Regions from separate parts of the Homo sapiens genome. Here region 2 is linked to region 1. The links are chromatin loops, found by intact Hi-C in ENCODE. Cell type or tissue: MCF 10A. All regions are shown on one strand. Each heading gives the region's core, and the rest is flanking DNA. Links, peaks and the distances in the headings are about the cores only.

Region 1 (5,394 bases), core at 289-5,288:
CTCACCACAAAGTTCCTTGGATTGTTACTTTACTATAACTTGTGTCTCTTCTTATTCCCCACTTCACATCTTAGCTTGCCATCCATTTTCTATTTTTTTTTATTTGGCCTATATAGTTTTTGATTAACTTATGCTTTGAAAATTTAATTAAAATGGCCCATCTCATCACATTATTCATCATTTTCTCTGCTTCTTGATAGCTTTCATCATTAAGTCAAAAACTGTTTTCCTTCTCATATTCAACTTTCTCATGTAATCATTTTAATCACATATAAAATAATATTCATTTGCCTTGTTCTGTTTTTCTGGTTCACTGACTATGTCCCTTATTTTGAACTCTTTATACAAATTTGCAGTTTTGGTTTCAAGTTCACTGCTATATGTAGAACATACATCTTTTGCCTCCCATTTTTATTTCATCTCTTTCTTTATAGTGCCACCTGAAAACACATTTTGCTCTATTTCCGGCTTTACACGTTTCTGTCTACATTTCAGTATGTTTATAAAAACAGTTTAAAGAGCATTTATATCTCCCCATTTTTCATTTTGTGGTTCAGTATATAATTTACTTTTTAAAGTATTTCTCAAGAAAACGTGCTTGTTATTGTTATATCATTATTCCAACTGATGTCTATGTGACCACTGAATACGTCAATCTAGTGTTCAACGGTCAACCACATTAGAAAGACGCTAAAACTCAAATCTATAAAATTTATATTCACTGTTGAAAGAATTGTAACTGAACATTTGAAAAGATCTCTTTGGTTGAAAAAAGGAAATAATATGTTAGCATTTCAAATGCATTTTTTTATTCATCTGTAAAACACTATGTTTTCTCAAATTCATTACTTGTATTTATTTTATTGGAGAACAGTGAGTTCTAAACTGACAATTATTTTAATATCCTATGAAAACTTATTTGTTGTAACTAGCAATCTTTATTTTAACCCACTGAGCACTGTACTTTATTAAATATATATTATTCATATATAATTACATTATTTATATAAATAACTATATATAATGATTAAATACTATGTAAACTTATTTCAGTGGTTATTCATCCAATAAAAACTACAGTACTATTTCAAACCTTGTTTGAAAATTGTAGTCTTTATTGGACGAATAAAGGTTAACTTGCAAGAACTGGATTTCATCTGGAAAGCGCTGCCAGCTACAATGTTCTTTGGCTGCAGTGTGGTGTCTTGAAAGTCCTGGGAACCAGAAAAGCCTGTCTCTGTTAGTGAGCTTTGTAATATTGAACAAAATATTTGTTATTTCTGGTCTCCATTGCTTATTTTATAAAATGAGAAGATATGATTAAATTACCTTCAAAGCTCTTAAGAGCTCTAAAACTTTGATGATCTTACAACTTTACACCCATTTTTAGAGAATCTTGATAAGGCAACATTATCTTTTAGGAAATCTTAAATACATGTATATGAAAACATGCACAAGGAATTTATGGTAAATGGGAATATAGTGTAAACAAGTAGTTTATGAAGTGCAGCAAGCCATGACTTTTTAAGTTAGTATTTTATATTAGATTGATAAATATAGTTATTTTATTCTGTGGTTTTTATGCAACAATCCCTGATTCTTTAAACTTTGTAAAGACTTCAAAGTTTATAGTATAAAACTGTGATTACCCAAATGACATTACCAAATCACAGTCTCTGTCTTTGCTCTGAAAACTCATGTTGGCTGCTCTTGATTAGAAATGGAGATAAAATTAATTGCCTGATTTTTGATAGGGATTTTCAGAAGCTTAGCAGATTTTATTAGCTAATCCAAACAATCTCTGGGCAAGACAATTTGCTGCTTCTTTTCTCCTTCTCCCCGCCCCCTTCACTCTTTATAGTCTGGATCTGGAACAGCAGATTGACAGGCGAACACTTGGGCCAGAGAAACAGGTGACTTTCCTTTCACAGAGTCCTTGTTCTTCTTAGCTTGGCTTATATCCTAATAACAAAGAGAAAGTCAGCATTTCACATCCCAAGAGAATGAACTTCCTGCCCTGCTTTGACTCATGCAAAGAACATCTCCAGGCCCAGTGTCCTCTGGTGGGTAGAAGTATCCTTGCAATTTTTATCACATGGCCTGCCCTGCAGCTTCTTCTCCAGTACCATTCCGTGATTACTAAATGCACAGATGTAAAAGAAACCTGCCAATGCCTTGAAGTGAAATCTCAGAACATCATAACATATCACGCTGAAAGCAATGTAATAAAAACAGGTATTCAGGTCTGAGGAAATAAGAGAAATCGAACACCTCAAAGACTAGGACAAGGATCTTTAGTTCAACGCCTCAGCAGTCAGCTTTGGCATATGTGAGAATGTAAAAGAGGGTGGCACACGTTTTGCTTTGAATGTTTCACCAATTGATTCCCCTGGCTGCCTTCCCAGAGTCTATGAGTAACATAGTCCCTTAATGAAGGCTTCATCGCATTCTTTTGAACTTATTCTTGCCAATATCAAAGAAGCACAGCAGAAACAAAAACACTGCTCTGATGTTAGAAATCACAATTGTTAACTTTGAAAAGAAGTCTTGGTATGCAGGTTCAAGTAGTAAACTGATGAATTTACCGGAAAACTCTAAAAAATGAAGTGGATGGGGAAGAATAATACTCTTTGTCTGGGTACCTACTTAGAAAAGTAAAGGAGAATTTAAATATCACCATACCATGTTAAATATTTTTAAGCATTTGCTTCTTGCACGAAACTTTATATAGGAATTGGAATAAAAGATGTAAAATAAGAAGTTAGCAATTTTTATAGTAATCTTTTAAATAAAGTTGAAATATATGAAACACATAAAGAAAAAATGTAGTGGTTCTAGCAAGGTTGTGCTATTTCTTGAAAAATATATAAATAGAACAATCTTATTTTTAAGATTTGTAACATCTATTATCAATACTCTATTTAATATATATGAAAATACTGAATTAAACATGTTTCTGGATTTGAAGGGACCTTAAGGATCTATTAATAGCTCCTTAGAATATGTTCTTGTTCTATCTAGATTTCTCCCTTTGAGGCTAATTACTGATATTAGTAATAGCTGTCTTTCTCATTTTTAAGACATCCTTCAATTTATTTTAGTATATATAACTAAATTATATGCATCATTTAATGATAAAGCCACTATACCTGATACTATTGTATGGATTATATCAGGTGAAAATTCTCATTTTATATTAATTACCAAATTTACCAATTAGCTGCAGATTTCTAGTTCTGCTGTGGGGTAAGCCAGATAAGTGCTCTGTGCCTCAATTTTCCCACCTTTATGTGCTATAGCAGGTCACCAAAATAACTTTATAATGATCTCCATTTAATGCCAACATGATCCCAAATAAAGCTTAATATATATACCTTTAGGGTGAATGTATGAGCAGATGGTTAGTCCTCTGCCCTATGCTCTGAATACAACTGCCTTTCTTTAGAAAAATATATTCAATGAGACTTTGCACCATTTAGTGTATCATTCTAATCATATACTCCTTGTTATGAGCTATTAACTGCTCACATTCTTCACACTAGCCTTGTGCCCCTTAATAATAAGGACCATGCCTCTCTCTCATTCTTCTTTTATTTCCAGCCCCACTACCAACTCCGATACATTATAGACTCTCAATAAATGCTTTTCAAATACATGAATAAATGAGTGAATGCATGCATGGATGCTTGGAATGACCCAGGCCAAACATGCAAATGGAAAACTTGTTTTAGTAGGCTGCTTCTTTTGCTTTCCTTTACACCTGTGTTTATATTAAAATTCACATCATCATAAAACCAGGGTGCGAATCGCAACACTCAACAAGATTACAGAGATGGATCTATTTTTAAAATAAAGGAGAAAAAACAGGACGGAAAAGCTTTCGTAGGTATGTGTAGCACTATTTAGAAAAGAAAATAACTTTGCTATTATTGCAGACTTATTAATGTTTGCAGTTATCCTGATTATTCTAATGCAAACCAAATGGCATTTAATTTGGGAGAAATTGCTCTGGACGTGCAATCTAAAGAGGCGAGAAATGGAACAGACTTTCTTTATGCAGTGTTTGGGATGTGGTTAAATTATTTTAGGATGTTCAACAGTGTAGTGCAAATTCAAATCCTGTGGGCAAAGCTAAACAAGCAATGCTAGGCAGCTTAGCCACTTAATCTTCTGGTGTTCAGTTTGTTGGGTCTGTGCTGTGAAATGGCTCCTGTGGCTTTCATGTGGAAAATGAGAATGTTCTGGAACGGCTGATGTGGGAATAAAGAAGTAAATACAAGGAAACTCTTACAAGCTTTTAATATTAACTGCACTAAGTAAGTGTAACTAACTGCATTAAGTTATTGATTTATCAGGGCTTGACCAAATACTATTTCCCTTTATCCTTTTTGGGGACAAGGACAAAAGTACAAAAAAGTTAAATGAGCCAGTTGTTAACTGGGTTACTGATGAATGTACTGATTATTCGTCTAGCTGTCGTAGTAGGAGAATGTCCATGGGACCATTTGTGATGGCTGGAAAACTGACTAAGGCTTATTGATCCTGATCATGTAATGATTAAAGTATCAATAAGTATAACTTTTCTAGAAATTTTGTAGCACTCCATCTCCTCAATAAATGAAATTCGATAGGACCATTTGGACTGAAACCACAAATTTCAAGGAGTTGCCTCATTACTTTTTATTTTCCCCTTTAAAATATTACTAAGTTACTTTAACCCTGGTGTATAATGATGGAAAAGAAACACAGCCTGTTTTCCATGGCTAAAGGAAATAAACTATTAACTGGCAAATAAACAGTAGATTGGTGTTTAGGGATGGATTTTACACGATATATTTAGGATATATTTAGGACGTGCAAAGGACACTTAGATTTCAGTCACATTTGGGTAGGTTCCAGATCCTATTAAAACTGACAATGAAAGTAACTTTATTTACTTAGAAGCTTGAAGGGTCTTCTTGGGGTCTTCTCTGTAACTGCCAGACTCAAAGGAGCTGCAGTATCCACTCTCTCAGGTTGGTGATTAGACTTTTAGACCATTTTAAAGGATGCAGAGGGGGTTTCTCTCTAAGTTTCTAGGGCTTTTAAGCACAAATCCCAATTGTGAACTTCAGCACACTTGAATCCTGATTACCTTTTCAGTCCCTAATTACCCAGGAATCAGGTTATTGGCAGGAACTGTTAACAACAACAAAAACAGAAAGCAGTGTATATTGTTTGCTGTCTGAAGAATGAATTGACCTTCAGTTTGCAAACATTGCATAAATTATTTGGTGTGTCAGAAACATCCCCAACCTTATGCCCCCCAAATAACAAGCAACACACACACACACAAAACAGGTTTATCTCTCCAACCCTGCTGTCCTCTTGAGACGTAGACATGTTTAGGCTGAG
Region 2 (5,394 bases), core at 334-5,333, 180 kb before region 1:
CCACGTGTAGCCTTCCAGACCTTCACCTCCAGCAGCTTCCACATTTATGTTATTCACACTTTTGATACGAGACTCCTTTCCCTACATAATACTAGTAGTCTCTCTCCCTCCCTCTCTCTCTCTTTCTTTCTTTCTCTCTTTTTTTCCTGCCCCAGACACAGACTGATACACTACATTCCATAAACATTTTCTTTGTAGTTAGAGAATCCTGTGATGGGTGAGGCTCTGGGACTGCAGAGCTAAAAACGTGGTCCTCCTTGAAAAAGCTGAAAATCTAATGAAAGGATAGAAAAGCGAGCACAAGGTACAAGAGATCACATAGGAAGCTCACCTCACGTAGCCTGGGGAGGTCAGGAGACAGCCTTAGGAAAAGGCAAAATCTAAGCTAAAATCACCTAGGTTCCCTTGCTACCTCTTCTCACATAGCAGAAACGTGTCTCAATTTTCAGCATCAAAATTATTCTGAGTTATCTCTGAATACAATTTGCTTTGTGTGACTTAAATGTAAACATGTTTGCCAACAATAAGCATTTTCTCTGAAATCACTCTGACCACAGAAATGCCTAGGCATTTAATTTTTATCTTTGCATGCACAGTATTTTGGAGAGTTTCTACACAAAATGCTCAAGTGTTTGGCTTTGCCTTATTTGAAACAATTCAATTTCCATCTAAGGAATCCCTGAACAAGGCAGTTTCAAAGTTCCCTCAGTGACTGAGCACACCCGCCCAGGAGTGTATCATCAGCATAAAGATACACACAACACTCAGAACCCTGCCTTGTCAGCTCATTTATAAAGATCATAAATAACAATGGTCCAAGGATTGATCCCTGAGGAACCCCCATAATGACATCCATTAAATCTGACATGACACTGTTTAATAACACAAGTGGTATGTGCCCTCTTAAGTAGCTAGCACACCAATTAATTAAGGATGATGCCATACCTAGTCCATTACATTTATCCAGCAAAGAAGTATGTGCTACCAATTAGAAAATAAAACGATGTTTGAAGCAACACCAGTTATTTATCTAAGAGAAGATCTCTTGACATGAGCTGTAACCCTGAGATGACTGTGTGCACACGCCCCCTCCTTCTGTGAGCTGTGACTATGTTGACATTTTATTTTACTATGGAAAGAGAGGCATGATTTTAACTTGGAAATGACCCTTAGATATCACAACCACGATCTTTTTAGTGAAGGCATACTTAGGAATAATTGCAGTAGATGGAGCTTTGAAGTAATAATCTTGCGTGCTCACTTAAATAGTTAATAGGACAATCTACTGCATTGGTACTTCACAGGAAGCCATTTCCACATCTTTACACCATTGAGTGAAATCTAAAACCTTGTCCAATGCCAGCTTTCCTTGCCAATTTATCTTCAGTTAAAGAGCTGTAAATAATTGCTGGTAAAATGCATAAAGGGAAGAAACAACAGAAATGACATTGGCAGTCTATACAGTGCTGGGGAAAAGGGAAAGAGAGAAAATTACTTTTATATTTATGAACAGGGAAGGGGACTATAAGAATAAAGATCCTCTTATCTTAGAAGCTGTGGGAAAGGAAGAGAGGAAGGGAGGAACATGTTTGGCCTCTCCAGCCGCCCAAGATAATGATGATGATAATGTTACATGATTGCACTTAATGATGTTGTATCAATTTATGATGATGATCATGATGAGTTTTAACTTGAATCATGTAATGTCCCTTTATCGGGAGGAAGATAGAAGAGAAAAGAGATGGGAAAGGAAAATGGAAAAGAAAGGCAAAGCAAGAGGAGAAACACGGCAACTGAAGAGGAAAGGGGAGATGAATCTACTTAGTCTTTTTATTGTCAATACTAGTTAATTTAGTATTTTTAATATCATATTAGTATGGTCTTTTTTTTTCAAAATACAAGATGCATCTGGTAATGAAGTTTCTTTTGAAATAATAAACTTTCAATACACTTATGAAAAAATAGAGAGAAATAAGGAAAAAATTAATTTTCCTTTATGTGGCATTAAGATAGCCATCCTCAATTTTCTAGCAAATTTTGATAATTAGGCGCATTCTTAATTGTAGATGAGGCTCCTAATTATACAATTAAGGTTTAAAACTTTTGAAATCCTAATATAGGGAGTGCTTTCATGTGCCCTTTTTGTTATCCACTTGCTTTCCCTTAGATAAGTGTCCAGAAACAGGGTTAGACTAGAGAACAAAAAGGCCCTGGTAAAAACATGGTCAGTGTTCTCCCTCTTGCAGAAAAAGCCAACTGAACAAATGGCTCTTGCCCCATGGGTCAATTCAAGCCTGGTCAGCGTAAATCCTCCTTCTAATATCAGAAACTCTCCTATCCTTCCTTAGACGCAGCTGCAGCAACCTCTTTACTGGAGGAGGCTGTGTTGAGTGCTTGACATTTGAAAGCTGCTTATTTCTTCAAAAACTTCAGCCTTTACAAACATAAAAGTCATAAGTTTTCTATAATTACTATCTGGGGCAAGTGTGAATTGGCTATAGATTGCAAAATAGCTTCTGTTGGATTTGGTTGCTATTACAAGGGTTTAAAAAATAAGAAGAAAGGCGCGTGTATGAAAGCACTCTCCATATTAGAATTTCAAAAGGCTTAAAACCTTAATTGTATAATTAGGGGCTCACCCACAATTAAGAGTGTACCTAATTATCAAAACTTTCCAGAAAATTAAGGATGGCTATCTTAATGCCACACATAAAGGGAAATTGAGGTGTTGCAGAGATTGAGGTTGATGTGAGATATCTCAGCGAGATGCTATAAAATTCAGGCCCCTGGTGACTGATTGCTTGTGACAAATCTGAAACCTAAATGTGACATTTGTGAAACCTAAGTGTCCATGATACAGTTACATATTTTACATCAGTGCTATTCAAAGTGTGGTCCATAGACTAACAGCATGTGTATCACCTGTGAGGGTGTTAGAAGTGCAAATTCTTAGGCCTCACCGCAATCCAACTGAATCAGAATCCCTTGGCATGGAGCCCAGAAATCTGTGCTCTGACAAGCTCACTCTTGAGGTGATTCTGTTGCTCATGAAATTTTGAGAGGCCTCAGAACTATTTGAAAATACCATTTACTTAATTTCATCTTTCTTACTACACTTTTTTTCCTTGTGTGTGGACTGCAAGTTTTAATTAAATTCCATAATTACTCACCTTTGAGATGTTACTGCAGTCGGAAGTGTCTGCTAGTATTTGGGAATTTCATGGAAACATCTTCAACGTAGCGTCTTTCTTCAATGAATTGTATCTGTTTCTGATATGGTTTTAGCTTCATTGATTTATTTGTTTGTTTATTGTGAGAATTAATTTTACATGTCAACTTGGTTGAATCAGGGAATGTCCATATATCTGGAGCACCCTGATTAATACATTTATTTATTTATTCCCTTTCCCACCCTCAATTTTACATTCATTCACTAGTTATAATTGTGCCCTTCTGTGTCTTCAAAAGTCAGTTCATTCTCAACTCTCCCCAACCTACTGGAGATTCCTAATAAGTTGTCTCTGTGTATTTAACAAACTTCAATCTGCCAGTATCTTTATTATCAACTGTCAGTCTACTCTTCTCTCTTTGATTTAGAACAGGATGAGATCTTCCCAGTGACAGCTTCATTTTCTTTTCAGCCTGCCCAAGCGCAATGCTCACAAGCAACCATCCTGCTCCCATACCATCCCTGTTCTCACCAGCAGATGAAGGCAATCATCTACCATCTTGCCACTTCTGCAGCATTAAATACAACTCTCCTGCAAAACCTTAGTAGCATTCCTTTTTTTTCCTTTTATTATACTTTAGGTTCTGGGGTACATGGGCAGAACATGCAGGTTTGTTACATAGGTATACATGTGCCATGGTGGTTTGCTGCACCCTCAACCCATCACGTATATTAGGCATTTCTCCTAATGCTATCCCTTCCCTAGCCCCACACTCCCTGACAGGCCCCGGTGTGTGATGTTCCTCTCCCTGTGTCCAAGTGTTCTCATTGTTCAACTCCCACTTATGAGTGAGAACATCCAGTGTTTGGTTTTCTGTTCCTGTGTTAGTTTGCTAAGAATGATGGTTTCCAGCTTCATCCATGTCCCTGCAAAGGACATGAACTCATCCTTTTTTATGGCTGCATAGTATTCCATGGTACATATGTGCCACATTTTCTTTATCCGGTCTATTATTGATGGACATTCGGGTTGGTTCCAAGTCTTTGCTATTGTGAATAGTGCCACAATAAACATATGTGTGCATGTGTCTTTATAGTAGAATGATTTATAATCCTTTGAGTATATACCCAGTAATGAAATTGCTGGGTCAAATGGTATTTCTAGTTCCAGATCCTTGAGGAATTGTCACACTGTCTTCCACAATAGTTGAACTAATTTTTGCAGCCAACAAACATATGAAAAAAAGCTCATTATCACTGATCATTAGAGAAATGCAAATCAAAATCACAATGAGATACCGTCTCACACCAGTTAGAATGGTGATCATTAAAAAGTCAGGAAACAACAGATGCTGGAGAGGACGTGGAGAAATAGGAACACTTTTACACTGTTGGTGGGAGTGTAAATCAGTCCTTTTTTTTTTGCTTTACCATTCTTGATATGCTAGGATCTTTGTAAATTTTTTAAATCATTCTTTCCACTAGCTTTCCTGAACCAATCTGATGCCCTCAGTAGCTGGCAGAAGGAATGAAAAGATCACCAGAGGCTTTGGTGGTGGGTTTCTGTCCTGTGGGAGGCCTGTGACCTTTCTTTGCCATTGGCAGGGTTGCTGTGCTGCAGTAAGTCCCTCTTTAGAGATTTTCTTTAGTAGGTTTTCAAAGATTCACTCAGTAGACTGAAATGTCCCTGCTCAATAGAGATTGATTGTGAACAGTGATTCTGAGAGGCTAATACAGGAGAGAGACTCCCCTGCTGGGAAAGCAATGTCCTGCGGAGGGGTTGGGGGAAAGGCATGTTGGCTGCTATGATATCTGATTGTTTTCCTTCCCTTTTTTGATTTCACAGAGGCAAATCCCTAGGCTTGTAAGGCTGCTTTAAAATTTCTCTGTCCATGGGTCTTTAATCAGTGATTTCACCTTTGTTATTTTACATGTATCAGACTTAACATTTCTCTCTCCTATTTTCCATTTATTTTTCATATAACTTCTATTCTTTTTTTCTTTATCTCTTTAACTTGGAACAAGGAAAGCATCAAATGGTAAATATTTACATTGTCTTCCTTTTGTACTTTTTAAAGAAATTGGTTGTAGAGGAAGAACCAATGTTTTGCTGAGCAATAGATGAGAGTTCATATGGGAAAGTCAGGAGAAGGTTGAATTATTGTGTAGGGCAAAAAAAAAAAAAAGGTGAGGTGGGGCAATATATGAACCTGGAGGCAGCCCAA

The links. A loop is a pair of places that touch in the nucleus more often than their neighbours do. Peaks named below come from ENCODE experiments on the same cell type or tissue, not always from the same donor. Only the 100,000 strongest peaks of a DNase experiment are listed, where the experiment ranks them.
Region 2: it touches region 1 in a loop (2.3-fold over the local background); 2 of 110 quality-filtered maps call a loop at or near these places.

The regions. Positions count from the first base shown.
Region 1 is chr1:82,563,349-82,568,742 of GRCh38, forward strand. No RefSeq gene overlaps it. Among named protein-coding and RNA genes, the nearest start is that of LINC01362, 340 kb to the right of the region's middle. In MCF 10A, for the core only: no CTCF peak of the experiment used is centred there; DNase peaks (open chromatin) are centred at 2,043 and 2,393.
Region 2 is chr1:82,385,904-82,391,297 of GRCh38, forward strand. No RefSeq gene overlaps it. Among named protein-coding and RNA genes, the nearest start is that of LINC01362, 510 kb to the right of the region's middle. In MCF 10A, for the core only: no CTCF peak of the experiment used is centred there; a DNase peak (open chromatin) is centred at 2,988.